2 separate regions of the Homo sapiens genome follow, and region 1 is linked to region 2. The links are chromatin loops, found by intact Hi-C in ENCODE. Cell type or tissue: adrenal gland. All regions are shown on one strand. Each heading gives the region's core, and the rest is flanking DNA. Links, peaks and the distances in the headings are about the cores only.

The links. A loop is a pair of places that touch in the nucleus more often than their neighbours do. Peaks named below come from ENCODE experiments on the same cell type or tissue, not always from the same donor. Only the 100,000 strongest peaks of a DNase experiment are listed, where the experiment ranks them.
Region 1: it touches region 2 in a loop (4-fold over the local background); 94 of 110 quality-filtered maps call a loop at or near these places.

The regions. Positions count from the first base shown.
Region 1 is chr17:7,849,628-7,854,627 of GRCh38, reverse strand. KDM6B (lysine demethylase 6B) reads right to left here. Exons shown (of 24, transcript NM_001348716.2): 12 at 4,900-5,000; 13 at 4,681-4,807; 14 at 4,451-4,556; 15 at 3,402-3,607; 16 at 3,234-3,298; 17 at 3,079-3,150; 18 at 2,832-2,980; 19 at 2,563-2,677; 20 at 2,292-2,479; 21 at 1,992-2,133; 22 at 1,502-1,628; 23 at 1,248-1,418; 24 at 1-1,130. The coding sequence ends at 1,107. It overlaps LOC107987244 (a long non-coding RNA gene), which reads left to right and starts at 2,832. Exons shown (of 2, transcript XR_001752777.2): 1 at 2,832-3,171; 2 at 3,307-4,170. RefSeq lists enhancers at 876-1,840, 2,414-2,643, 1,841-2,804, 2,623-2,917, 2,974-3,083 and 1 more. In adrenal gland, for the core only: CTCF peaks have their summits at 2,475 and 2,676 (motif pointing right); a DNase peak (open chromatin) is centred at 2,697; H3K27ac peaks cover 1,317 bases.
Region 2 is chr17:7,986,542-7,993,173 of GRCh38, reverse strand. No RefSeq gene overlaps it. Among named protein-coding and RNA genes, the nearest start is that of GUCY2D, 13 kb to the left of the region's middle. In adrenal gland, for the core only: CTCF peaks have their summits at 2,625, 2,829 (motif pointing right), 4,076 and 4,277 (motif pointing right); a DNase peak (open chromatin) is centred at 2,823; H3K4me3 peaks cover 760 bases; H3K27ac peaks cover 270 bases.

The DNA of each region.
Region 1 (5,000 bases), core at 1-5,000, 140 kb after region 2:
AACCAACAAAACGAAAATAAAGCCCCAGAGAAACTCACCCCGGGGTGTCCCTGCCCCAGTGAGGCCCTGGCCCTGGGTTGTTTCACACTTAAAAAGAAAAGGGGGTGGGGGTGAAGGTCTGTGTTTTTTAAAGTTGGCCGGGGCTGGGAAGGACGGGGTTCCTTTTCCTCATAGTTCTTTCTTTAAAACCTTTAATTTTTTTATTTTATTTATTTTTTTTACAAAATACCATTTCAGTTCCCACTTCTTCCCCTACAGTACAGGAGTTGCTCACCCTCAGGTGGGGCTGGGGTCGGGTCGGGAGTGGGGGGACTGGTCCGAGAAAGTGCAGGACGTAGGGGAGGGGAGCGGGTTTGAGCACCATGAGAACCCGGCTGGAGCCGCGGGCGGACGGGTGGAGACGGTCGGGCCGGGCCCGGACACACACTGGGGCGCGGGGAGAGCCCGGCGACGGGCGGTCCCTGGAGGGGCGGGCAGGATGGCTTGGGGGTGTGGGAGGTCGGGTTTTCCCAAAAATGAATAAATAGAGGTGAGTGGGACTGTTATAAATTAAAAACAAAAAAACAAGAAAAGAACAAAAAATACAAATCATAACCAAGTGAATAAAGAGACATGTACAGGGGTCACAGCTAGCATTGGAAGTAAAAAAGGAGGTTCCGGGGGAGGGGTAAAGCCCATAGAAAGAATCTCATTAAAAACCTCGGCTGCCGTAACGTCTATGTACATACACGAGCCGCGTGCATCTGCGCCGGGCGGGCGGGCGGCTGGCAGGGTGAGGGAACCCGTATGTGACCCCCGCCGCCGCCGGAGCCTGGTCCTTGTGTCTGTTGCTAAAAAGGCCAAAGTCGGTGAGGGGAGGCGCTGGTGGGCGAGGGGCTGCCAGCCCCCTCCCCCGTCTCCCATTTTTTTTCCTTTTTTCCTCATATTTGCTAAAAAAAAAAAAAAAGTTTTTCTTAATAAATTAAGTGAGGGGAGCTGCCAATGGGGTGGAAGGGCTGGGCCCGACCCCCTTCTCGGCCACAGGCGGGACCTAGGTCCAGCCCAGGCATGTGCTGGTGGCCCCGCGGCGCCTTGCGCGGGCAGGCAGGCGGGCGGGGCGTCCGGCCTCATCGCGACGTGCTGGCTGGGGCCTGGGGGGAGAAAGCCGGCGGGGGCTCAGGGAAAGGCGCGGCCGGGCTCCCGAAGCCCGTCCCTGCAGCCTGCCCCAGTGCCCTCCTCCGCTGCCCGCGCGCCCGCCGGGCCCTCACCAGCGTGAAGGCGTCGTAGGCCTGAGCCAGCTCCTCAGTGCGGTACTGCTCCAGCACCACCACGCCCTGCAGGCCTGCGCTGCGGCGCCGGGCACAGCCCTCGCAGTGTACCAGGTACGTGTTGCGGCTGCCATTCTCACTTGTCACGAACAGGATGTTAAACACCTCCACCTGGGGCAGGGAGGACAGTGCAGTCAGGGGGAGGGAGGGCCACTGTGGACACTCAGGGAGAGCAGCAGAGCCGGCCCACTCACATCGCACTCGTTGCAGTAGTAGGCTGGCTCGTCCTTGACACGGCCCTGGTAAGCGATTTTCTTCCCTGCCCGCACCAGGCTCTCGCGTTGCACCTGGCAGTGCTTCATGGACTGCAGCAGGCAGAACCTGGGGAGCAGTGGGGTTGTGTTGAGACCACCGGCAAGGAGGAGGCCTGAGGCAGGGCTGGAGCAAGGGCAGAGGGGTGGGCAGCCCCAGGGCCCTCCCCTAGGGGCCTCCCCGCTTCATGTCTAGGTCACATCCTCTGTCCTGGGCATCTGTTATAGGCGAAGTTTCCTGTGGCTTTTGTCTATTTGGACCACTAGAAAAGGTCATGACAGCAAGGACCTAGTTAGCCTCCCCAACACAGTAACACTCGGGGCACAGGCAGACAAGGATGGAGAGAGGTAAAAATGGGGTGGAGTCAGACAGGAAGAACAAGAAAAGGGACCAGTCAGTGGAGGTGGGCTCCCACCCAAATAGGGTCCTCACTTGATCATCTTGAACAAGTCGGGGTCGCTGATTTTGACCGTGCGAGCCACGTTCCATGACACGTGAATCATGGGCACGATGGATTTGACGTTCTTCACCTCATTCCACTCGTATCGTTCCAGGGCCAGCTGGTACTGATAGGCTGCGGGCCAAAGGCGATCACAACAGGACTCTCAAACAGCCCCCAGACACCTAGGCCCAAGCCCCTTCCCTCACTGCTGGCGGCTCTCCAAGCCCCAGCCTCCCAGGCCCTTGCCGCTGAGGCGCCACACCACGCCAACACCTGCCCCACCCTCTCACCGGTGAGGGGCCCCACGTTCCAGGCAATGTTGTTGCACCAGCCGGTGGCCTGCACCCAGTGCACAGTCCCCGCATTAATCCACACGAGGTCTCCGGGTCGCTGCACGAAGCGGTACACAGGAATATTGGATGCATAGAGATCATCCAGGATTGGCCACCAGGAACCCGTCAAGTAGTCCACGCCGTGCCTGCGGGGTGGCCACAGGTCAGGTGGGAACTGGGGACCGAGGGCGGGGACGCGGCAGTCTGACTTGCGCAGGACGGCACGCACCGATCACAGAAAGCGCTGATGGTCTCCCAGTAGTGCTCGTGCACCGCGAACCACTCGCAGTCGCCTGGGCCAATGTTGATGTTGACGGAGCAGAAGTTGTTATTCTCCTGGTGGCCTGCAGGGGTCGACAGAGAACGGCATGGCTGGCCAGGTCGGAACTGCGATCCCCGATAGCCCCGCCCTCTGCCCTCATTGGCTGACGGCTGAGCGCCGCCGCCAGCCCCTCCTCTCGCGCTTCCAGCATCAGCGCGCACAGGCGTGGAGCGCACCTGGCGTTCGGCTGCCGGGCACCTTCATGTACAGCTGCACCGTGTTCATGCCCAGGATGGTGTGGCCCACGTGGCTCAGCATGTTGCCCGTGGATGTTACCCGCATGAAGGCGGGCAGCTTCAGCAGCTCCTGCAGCTGGGGCTTCCACCTGCGGTGCGGAAGTGCGACGAGAGGCTACACCCCGCCCCCGCCACGAGGTCCTAGCAGCACTCCTGCCCCAACTTCCCTGGCCTCAGCCCCACTGACCGCTTAGCATCAGACAAGTCGATGTTGGTGCCAAACTTGATGATGTGATGGTTCTTCGGGTCTGGTGCGCTGCTGCTGGGGCGAAGAGCACAGGTTGGTGGAGAGCAGAGGGAGGGGAAGGAAGCAGGAACAGAAGGGGCACACCTGCACAGTACCTAGGAGGGGTTCCAGTGGTGCTGTCTGGCTCCTCTGACTCCTCATCCTCACTCTCCTTCTCCTCCTGTTCAGCCAGAGGGTAGGCAGGCCTGGGTCAGAGACCTTTCGAGAGCCCTCCCACCGCAGCCCCGTCCCAGGACCTGCCTCTGGCCACGTTCTCATCTCACCTGCAGAGACTCCTGGAAGGATGAGGCCTGGTACTGTGCGTACTTGGCAATGGTGGTGTGGGAACGGGAGCTCTCACAAGGCCAGATCTGCCGAGTGCCTGTCAGATCCCAGTTCTCATCTGAGGGCTGCTGCACCTGGGTGCGAACTTCCACGGTGTGTTCGCCACTCGCTTCCACCAGGGTCTTGGTGGAGAAGAGGCCCAAGTCTGGAAGGGAGGGCCGAGCAGGGTGTCGGGGCAGAGGCAGAGGATAGGGACCGAGGACCCAATCGACCCTTTCCCTTCCTACTCCTCTGGCTCTGACAGGGTGGTCATAGGTTTAGCAGAGCTCAGCCCAGAAGAAATAGGCAGGAGCCCTAGCCCCACAGGAAGCTGGGAGTGCTGGCCTCTATCTGCATCCTCACCAGCCCTCTTTCTCCTGCAGCTGCTCAAGGACTCAGCCCCTAGACCAGTGTTCCCAGATGTGTGCGTGGCCATGTGCACCGCACCTGACAGACACATAGTAGGTGCTCAATGAATGGCAGCTTCTTTTTTCCCCATTTGGAGTCTAGTCAAAACAGCAGCTTCTTTGAGTTACCATTGGATCCAATTAAAGATTAAAGATTCAGTCAAGTGAAAGCCTGAAATGTGCTTCAAATAACTCAGTGTGGGGAAGGGAGAACATACAGGTATAAAGGAGACAAGATTGACCTTTGTATTTCTATACAGCTTTCTCTAATTTTGTATGTGTTTGAAATTCTGCGCAATAAAAGACTGAGAGAGAGCCCCAACATCACAGATTTTCAGGGGTTTTCTAAAATCTGTATTATTCTCTTCCTTAATCACCAAAAAATTCAGAAATGACTAATCAGGCCCTGACTATGGCCCCTTCTCCCTTGCCAAATGCTGGAGACAGACAGATGGGAGAAGAGCCCAAGGCCAGCAGACCCATCACTCAGTGGACTCCTCACGGCCACTGTCATGAGTCTTCAAGTGTGGGATTTCTCAGAGGGTCCTACATGCCCCAGACCCTTGTAGCCCTCCCTAACACTTTCTGCCCCCCATACTCACTGAGCCGCAGGGAGCCCGCCAGGCCCCGGATCACTGTGATGGGATTTCGAGGGTCTGTACAGAACTGCAGCAGGACAGGTGAGAAGGCATCCCGTTTGCTCTCCAGCTGAGACATGACCAGGAGAGCTGGGGTCAGAGCCCTGGCCCAGGCTCAGAGCACCCCAGCAGTCCCCAACACTGTCTTAGAACCCTCTGGCAGGGGTGGTTCTGAGGCCAAGTGGCACACATACATAGATGCTGGGTGTAGGGGGGTTGAGTTTTTCCCGGGGCAGCTTCTCCTCAGTGTTGATCTTCGGTTTCACAGACTGGGCAGGGGAAAGGTAGGACTCTCGAAACTTCCCTTTCACCTTGGCATTCCTGCGGGAGGACAGTGGAATGAAGACAGAAACATCAGGGTGATGGGGGAAGGGAGCCTGTCTCCGGGACAAGCAAGCAGGCAGCCGACTCACCTGCTGGCGCGCACGACGTCAGCAGCACAGTGGCTGATGGTGAGGTCTGCCATGCGCAGCCGCCGCTCTTCCACCTCAGAGGCGATAAAGGTCTCCTTGTC
Region 2 (6,632 bases), core at 888-5,887:
CCAGTGCCATGTCAGTTTACCATTGCCATGGCAACACCCAGAAGTTACTACCCCTTTCCATGGCAACAACTCAACAACCCAGAAGTTACCAACCTTTTTCTAGAAATTGTTGCATATCCACCCCTTGCCACCAGCTTGCCCTTGAATTCTTTCTTGGGTGAAGCCAAGAACCCTCCCTGGCTAAGCCTCAATTTTGGGGCTCACCTGCCCTGCATCAGTGGAACCAGTGACAGTCACAGAGGACAGCCTACACCAAAGCTTGCATTGGCAAATTCTGGGTCTTTCCTGTTCATCCAGGTTTTCCATGGGTCCACACAGTGGAGCTGGGCATGTAAGGTGCTCAGGGAGTGCTAGTGGAATGTTACGATGCCACATTCCAGGGAAGCTCTTGACCACCCCACAGAGCTGGGATGATCTCATTTTTAATCCAGAACAGGTACCCTGAGAGCTGCAGAAAGTTGGTGAATCACCTGTGGAGACTCAGCTGCCTCTGGACCCAACTTGGATGCAGAAGTGCTAGACCTTGAGTTGATGCCATAATGGGAAGAGCCTTGTGTTTTCATGTGGTTGGAATGTGAGTTGTGGTCAGAGGGCAGGCTGTGGCGTATTGTATTTTCTAAAGATGGCCACAACAGGCTGGGTGCAGTGGCTCATGCCTGTAATCCCAGCACTTTGGGAGGCCGAAGTGGGTGGATCACAAGGTCAGGAGATCGAGACCATCCTGGCCAACATGGTGAAATCCCATTTCTACTAAAATACAAAAAATTAGCCGGGCGTGGTGGCCTGCACCTGTAGTCCCAGCTACAGTCCTTGTCATCTAGGTTAAACTGGCTACACCCTCAGCCTGGTGTGAGCCAGGCCCTGCCAATCCATCACCTTGCCTGGTGACTGTGATGGGCTCGGGAGTGGACATCCGACCAAAAGCAGGCCAGTTAGTCAAGAGACTCAATTCTTGGCCGGGTGCAGTGGCTCATACCTGTAATCCCAGCACTTCGGGAGGCCTAGGCGGGTGGATCACCTGAGGCCAGAAGTTCAAGACCAGCCTGGTCAACATGGTGAAACTCCATCTCTACTAAAAATACAAAAAATCAGCCGGGCATTGTGGCGGGTGCCTGTAGTCCCAGCTACTCAGGAGGCTGAGGCGGGAGAATCCCTTGAACCTGGGAGGCGGAGGTTGCAGTGAGCCAAGATCCTGCCATTGCACTCCAGCCTGGACAAAGGAGTGAAACTCCGTCTCAAAAAAATAAATAAATAAATAAAAAGAGACTCAATTCTTGGATTTTTGTGGAAGCCATTAGGTAAGTGGGGTCTTTGCTGGTTGGATTTAAGTCTGGGAGGATGAAGGACAGCACTGTTGCAGCCGTTTTGCCACAATGAGGGGAGGGCCTTTGGGAGGATAAAGCCCAGCATAGAAGAGAGCAAAGCCTGAGGCCTGCGGCGTCTATGCCTGAATCCAGCTGTGCCTGAAGGTAGCGCTGTAGCTCAGGTTTCCAGTTACAAGAACCCATTCAACCTTTCTGCCTTAGCCTGGTTAGCATTGTGGTCCTACTGAACGTACCATTCAGGAGAATCACGTTTAAAAGTGGCACAAGACAAAGACATGAATCTGAATACCTTCAGACTGGGATTACAGGCACGTGCTAATTTTTGTATTTTTAGTAGAGACGGGGTTTCGCCATATTGGCCAGGCTGGTCTCGAACTCCTGACCTCAGGTGATCCACCCGCCTCGGCCTCCCAGAGTGCTCGGATTACAGCCGTGAGCCACCGCGCCCGGCCTCATTTTAGCCATTTTTAAGTGTACAGTTTAGTGGCATTAAGTACAGCCAAAATTTTTGTGTAACCATCACCACTACACCTGAAACTCTTCACCATCTCCAACAAAAGCTCTGTACCCATTAAACAACGACGGCCCCTCTAGTCTACTTTCTCCTGTATGAATTTACCTATTCTAAGTACCTCGTAGAGGTGGAATCATACAGGATTTGTCCTTCCGTATTTGGCTTATTTCACTCAGGGTAATGTTTTCAGGGTCCACCCACATTATAGCATGTGTAAGAATTTCATTCCTGTTAGAGGCTGAATAATACTCCATTGCATGGATGTACCACATTTTGGACACCAAGTTTTTTATTGTGAATGCAAGATTCTGGCATTAATGTTATTGAGGGTATTAATTTGAATATTTTAAGTACATTCTTGTACTTATAATTCGTGTACTCCATTCCGTTTGTTTGTTTGTTTGTTTGTTTTTTGTTTTTGAGACGGAGTCTCGCTCTGCCGCCCAGGCTGGAGTGCAGTGGCGCTATCTCGGCTCACTGCAAGCTCCGCCTCCCGGGTTCACGCCATTCTCCTGCCTCAGCCTCCCGAGTAGCTGGGACTACAGGCGCCCGCCACCAAGCCCGGCTCATTTTTTGTATTTTTAGTAGAGACGGGGTTTCACCGTGTTCGCCAGGATGCTCTCGATCTCTTGACCTCGTGATCCGCCCGCCTCGGCCTCCCAAAGTGCTGGGATTACAGGCGTTAGCCACCGCGCCCGGCCCGTGTACTCTATTCTTTAGCGGATTGCCCTTCTTTAACCACCTTTTTCAGGAGGCGGTAGGGCCTTACTTCGGGGTGATTGTCCGTTGACTCTTCACCCTGGGGAGTGGAGCTGGAGGCTGACGCGCTTGGAGGCTGGTGTGGGCTCCCTGGTCGTCCGCATGGATCATCTTTTGCTGCCTCCCCTCTCCTCTTCCGCCGACCCCCTCAGCTACCCCGTCTTGGTGCTAAGTGGATGCAGATGAGACAACGGGCACGTTTCCCTGCAGGGACCGGCTTAGCCGCCAGGGGGAGCCCCAAGGATAAGGCGCGAGGCGGCCGGGGCTCAGGTTGCGCAGGCACCGAGGGCACCTGGGCTCTTCCGCCCCCTGCTCTGTGAAGGCCAGGGTGCGGCAGGGCCACCCTCCCCGGAGTCTCTCTTCTTCTGGCCGCAGCGGGTAGACCGCAGAGTGGTCCGGGTGCAGCGGCGCCCGGGCAGCTGCGGAAGTGGCAGGGTTGGGGTGGCGGCTGGAGCGCCACGCGCGTTCCCTCTCCCGCTTCCGCACCCGCTTCTGCACCAGCCTCGGGCAGTCAGTCCCCCGGTGGTTTAGTGATGGAGGAAGCGAGGCGCGATCGGGCGGCGCTGGACATTCCTCAGCCCTGAAACCCTGATGCCCGGGGCCCGCTGCTTAGAGCTGGGGCTGGGCGGAGCTCTACTGGGGAGACCTTTCCACCTTCCTTTAGGGAGCCCCTCCTTTGCGCTGGGTGCTCAGCTCAGCACTGCGTGACTTTGCTCTCAACGAAGAACACATTTCCTCAAATTCCTCAGATTTTCAGTTCTGTTAGTAACATTCTCTCCAGCTTTATCATTTGCTGGAACAGATTTTTTTTTTTCCGAGACCGAGTTTCGCTCTTGTTACCCATGCTGGAGTGCAATAGCGCGATTTCGGCTCACTGCAACCTCCGCCATGCGCTAGCATGCCCGGCTAATTTTGCATTTTTTTTTTTCAGTAGAGACGAGGTTTCACCATGTTGGTCAGGCTGGTCTCGAACTCCTGACCTCAGGTGATCACCCACCTCGGCCTCCCAAAGTGCTGGGATTACAGGCGTGAGCCACCGCTCCAGGTCGGAACAGTTCATTTTTTAAACTGTCATACAATTACTTCTTTCTGATCATTTCCATGACGTGTGGGGAGAAAAGAGACAATTGTGGGGTACAATCCTTGAAACCAGAAATCAATGAAGTTATACTTGACCGGATTTTAACATTCTTCCGCATTATGGTTTTGTGTTTCCTCCTTTCTTCTTGTCTCTTTTTTGATAATTATAAACATTGATTCCTGGCTGGGCACAGTGGTTCCTGCCTGTAATCACCAGCATTTTGGGAGGCCAAGGCGGGAGGATCATTGAACCCAGGAGGTCGAGACGGCAGTGAACCTGATCACACCACTGCACTCCAGCCTGAGCAATAGAGCGAGACCCTATCTCAAAAAGAAAAAAAAAAGAGTCCTAATGATCTAGCACATTCTACATTCACTGCTTGATTCTGGGACATGTTTCGTTGGGGATTATAGTTCTGAATTACAAAGTATTACCGGAATGGGCTGTGATCAGGATTATAAATAGCAGCAATTACATGCTTTTTGAACTAGAAAAGATGTTCTAAATTGACCTAGATATATACAGACTATTGGGACACGTGGTGGATAAAAATTAAGGCCTAGTAGCTGGACTCTAAAAAACAATGTTTTCCACCAGGGGGAGCTGTAGACTATGTCTGAAGGTATTCAGATTCATGTCTTTGTCTTGTGCCACTTTTAAACGTGATTCTCCTGAATGGTACGTTCAGTGGGACCACAATACTAACCAGGCTAAGGCAGAAAGGTTGAATGGGTTCTTGTAACTGGAAACCTGAGCTACAGCGCTACCTTCAGGCACAGCTGGATTCAGGCATAGATGCCGCAGGCCTCAGGCTTTGCTCTCTTCTATGCTGGGCTTTATCCTCCCAAAGGCCCTCCCCTCATTGTGGCAAAACGGCTGCAACAGTGCTGTCCTTCATCCTCCCAGACTTAAATCCAACCAGCAAAGACCCCACTTACCTAATGGCTTCCACAAAAATCCAAGAGTCTCTTGACTAACTGGCCTGCCTTTGGTCGGATGTCCACTCCCGAGTCCATCTCAGTCACCAGGCAAGGTGATGGATTGGCAGGGCCTGGCTCACACCAGGCTGAGGGTGTAGCCAGTTTAACCTAGATGACAAGGACTGAGGGGGACAGGGAGAGGTCTAGAGGCAAAATCAGGCTCTGCTGCTGGAAGTGGGTGAATGGGTGCTGGTGCTGCCCTCAGAAAACATACAGAGAAGGAGGCCGGGTGTGGAGGCTCACACCTGTAATCTCCGCGCTTTGGGAGACTGAGGTGGGCAGATCATCTGAGGTCGGGAGTTTGAGTTCAGCCTGGACAACATGGTGAAACCCCATCTCTACTAAAAATTAGCCAGGTGTGGTGCAGGTGCCTGTAATCCCAGCTACCCAGGAGGCTGAGGCAGGAGAATCGCTTGAACCTGGGAGGCGGAGATTGCAGTGAGCTGAGATCGTGCCATTGTACTCCAGCCTGGGCGACAGAGCGAGACTCTGTCTCCAAATAGAATAAAATAAAGTAAAATAAACCGTACAGAGAAGGAGAAGGTGACAACGTAAGGCAGATGGAATGCACCATCGGGAGGTGGGGGCGCGACAAGGGATGCAGAGCATAGACTACGGGATCAGCTCCACACAGGAGAAGGGACCTCTTAGCTGGCCGTTGTGCTGGGTAGGCAGCCTGAATTAGTGACTTCAGAGGGGAGGCAGCTCTGGGAGATGACACAGTGGGGGTTTGGTCCTGTGACGTCATGGCTGAAGGAGGTAGAGGAGAAGCATGTGACACGAGGAGTTCGGGGCGCTCAGAGGCCAAGCTGATGGCTGGATTGATCTTGGGGATGGTGAAGTCACCAGAATGAGAAGACTGGGAGCTGATGGAGAAGAGGGTGTGCCCACTGCTCAGTGAATGATGGCATTCACCAGGGATGGGGGCGGGGTGGAAGAGGTGAGTGGCATGGCCCTCAAGGAACCACTGGGAATGAGGACACTGACCCCAAACCTCTCAACTCTGGGGTGTGTGGCGTCTGGGAGGAGCCTGTGAGCAGAGCCAGATCTTGAGTAAAGAAGGAGGTGGAGGGAGAATCCTGTGAATAGGATGTTAAGAATGCAGGAGAAACTGAATTAAACAGGACGGATTAAGCAGATCTATTTATCTCTTCACCCTCCCCAAACCCCACTAAAATTACAATAAAGGGATAAAAAAGGCATAAACCCACAAGGACAAGAAGAGCGGGGGAGGAAATGAGCACAGACAGGAGAACTCAGCATTCTGGAAAGCAGGGGGAGAGTGGAGAGTGATGACTGACTTGGCAGAGCAGAGGGAGCTCAAATCCAAGCGCTGGCGGGTGGGGGTGGACATCAAAAACCAGCAGAATCCGGGAAGCCTGAGGGATTGGAAATATCAGGTGTTTTGTCTATTTACTGGTAGGAAATAAAATACTCCCCAATGTTGCATGGCTTGAAGCAATGCCAGTTGTAACTTCATGATTCTGTGGACCCAGTGGCTTCACCAGGCGGCCCTGCTCCACGTGATGCTGGCCGGGGTATGGGGCTGGTAGCTGGTGTTGCTATCCTCCAGCAAGTTGGTGAGGGCTGTGAGTTGAGGACCTCTGTACTTCTCTATGTAGTGATTCCATGGCTTGGGCTTCTCAGAGCATGGTAGCATAGAAATTAGCTTTGGTTAGTTAAATCCAGTTCTTCCTTAGGGCCATTTTCCCAATACATTTGATCATCAATATCAGTATTATCACATGACCTGTTTATGTAAGATAGTTGAATCTTAGCAACAAGGTGAGTGTTAACGCTATATCACAATATGGCTGTAGATATAACCTGAAAAATAATAGTCAAAAGATAATGGCATATTACCAGAGTCTTAGACATTAACAGGGAGTCCCGTCCATCTGGAGTAATCATAGCATATGACCAGAATGTCTCCCAGAGCGATGCCACTAGGGCTTGCAGACTTCCTTTTGGCT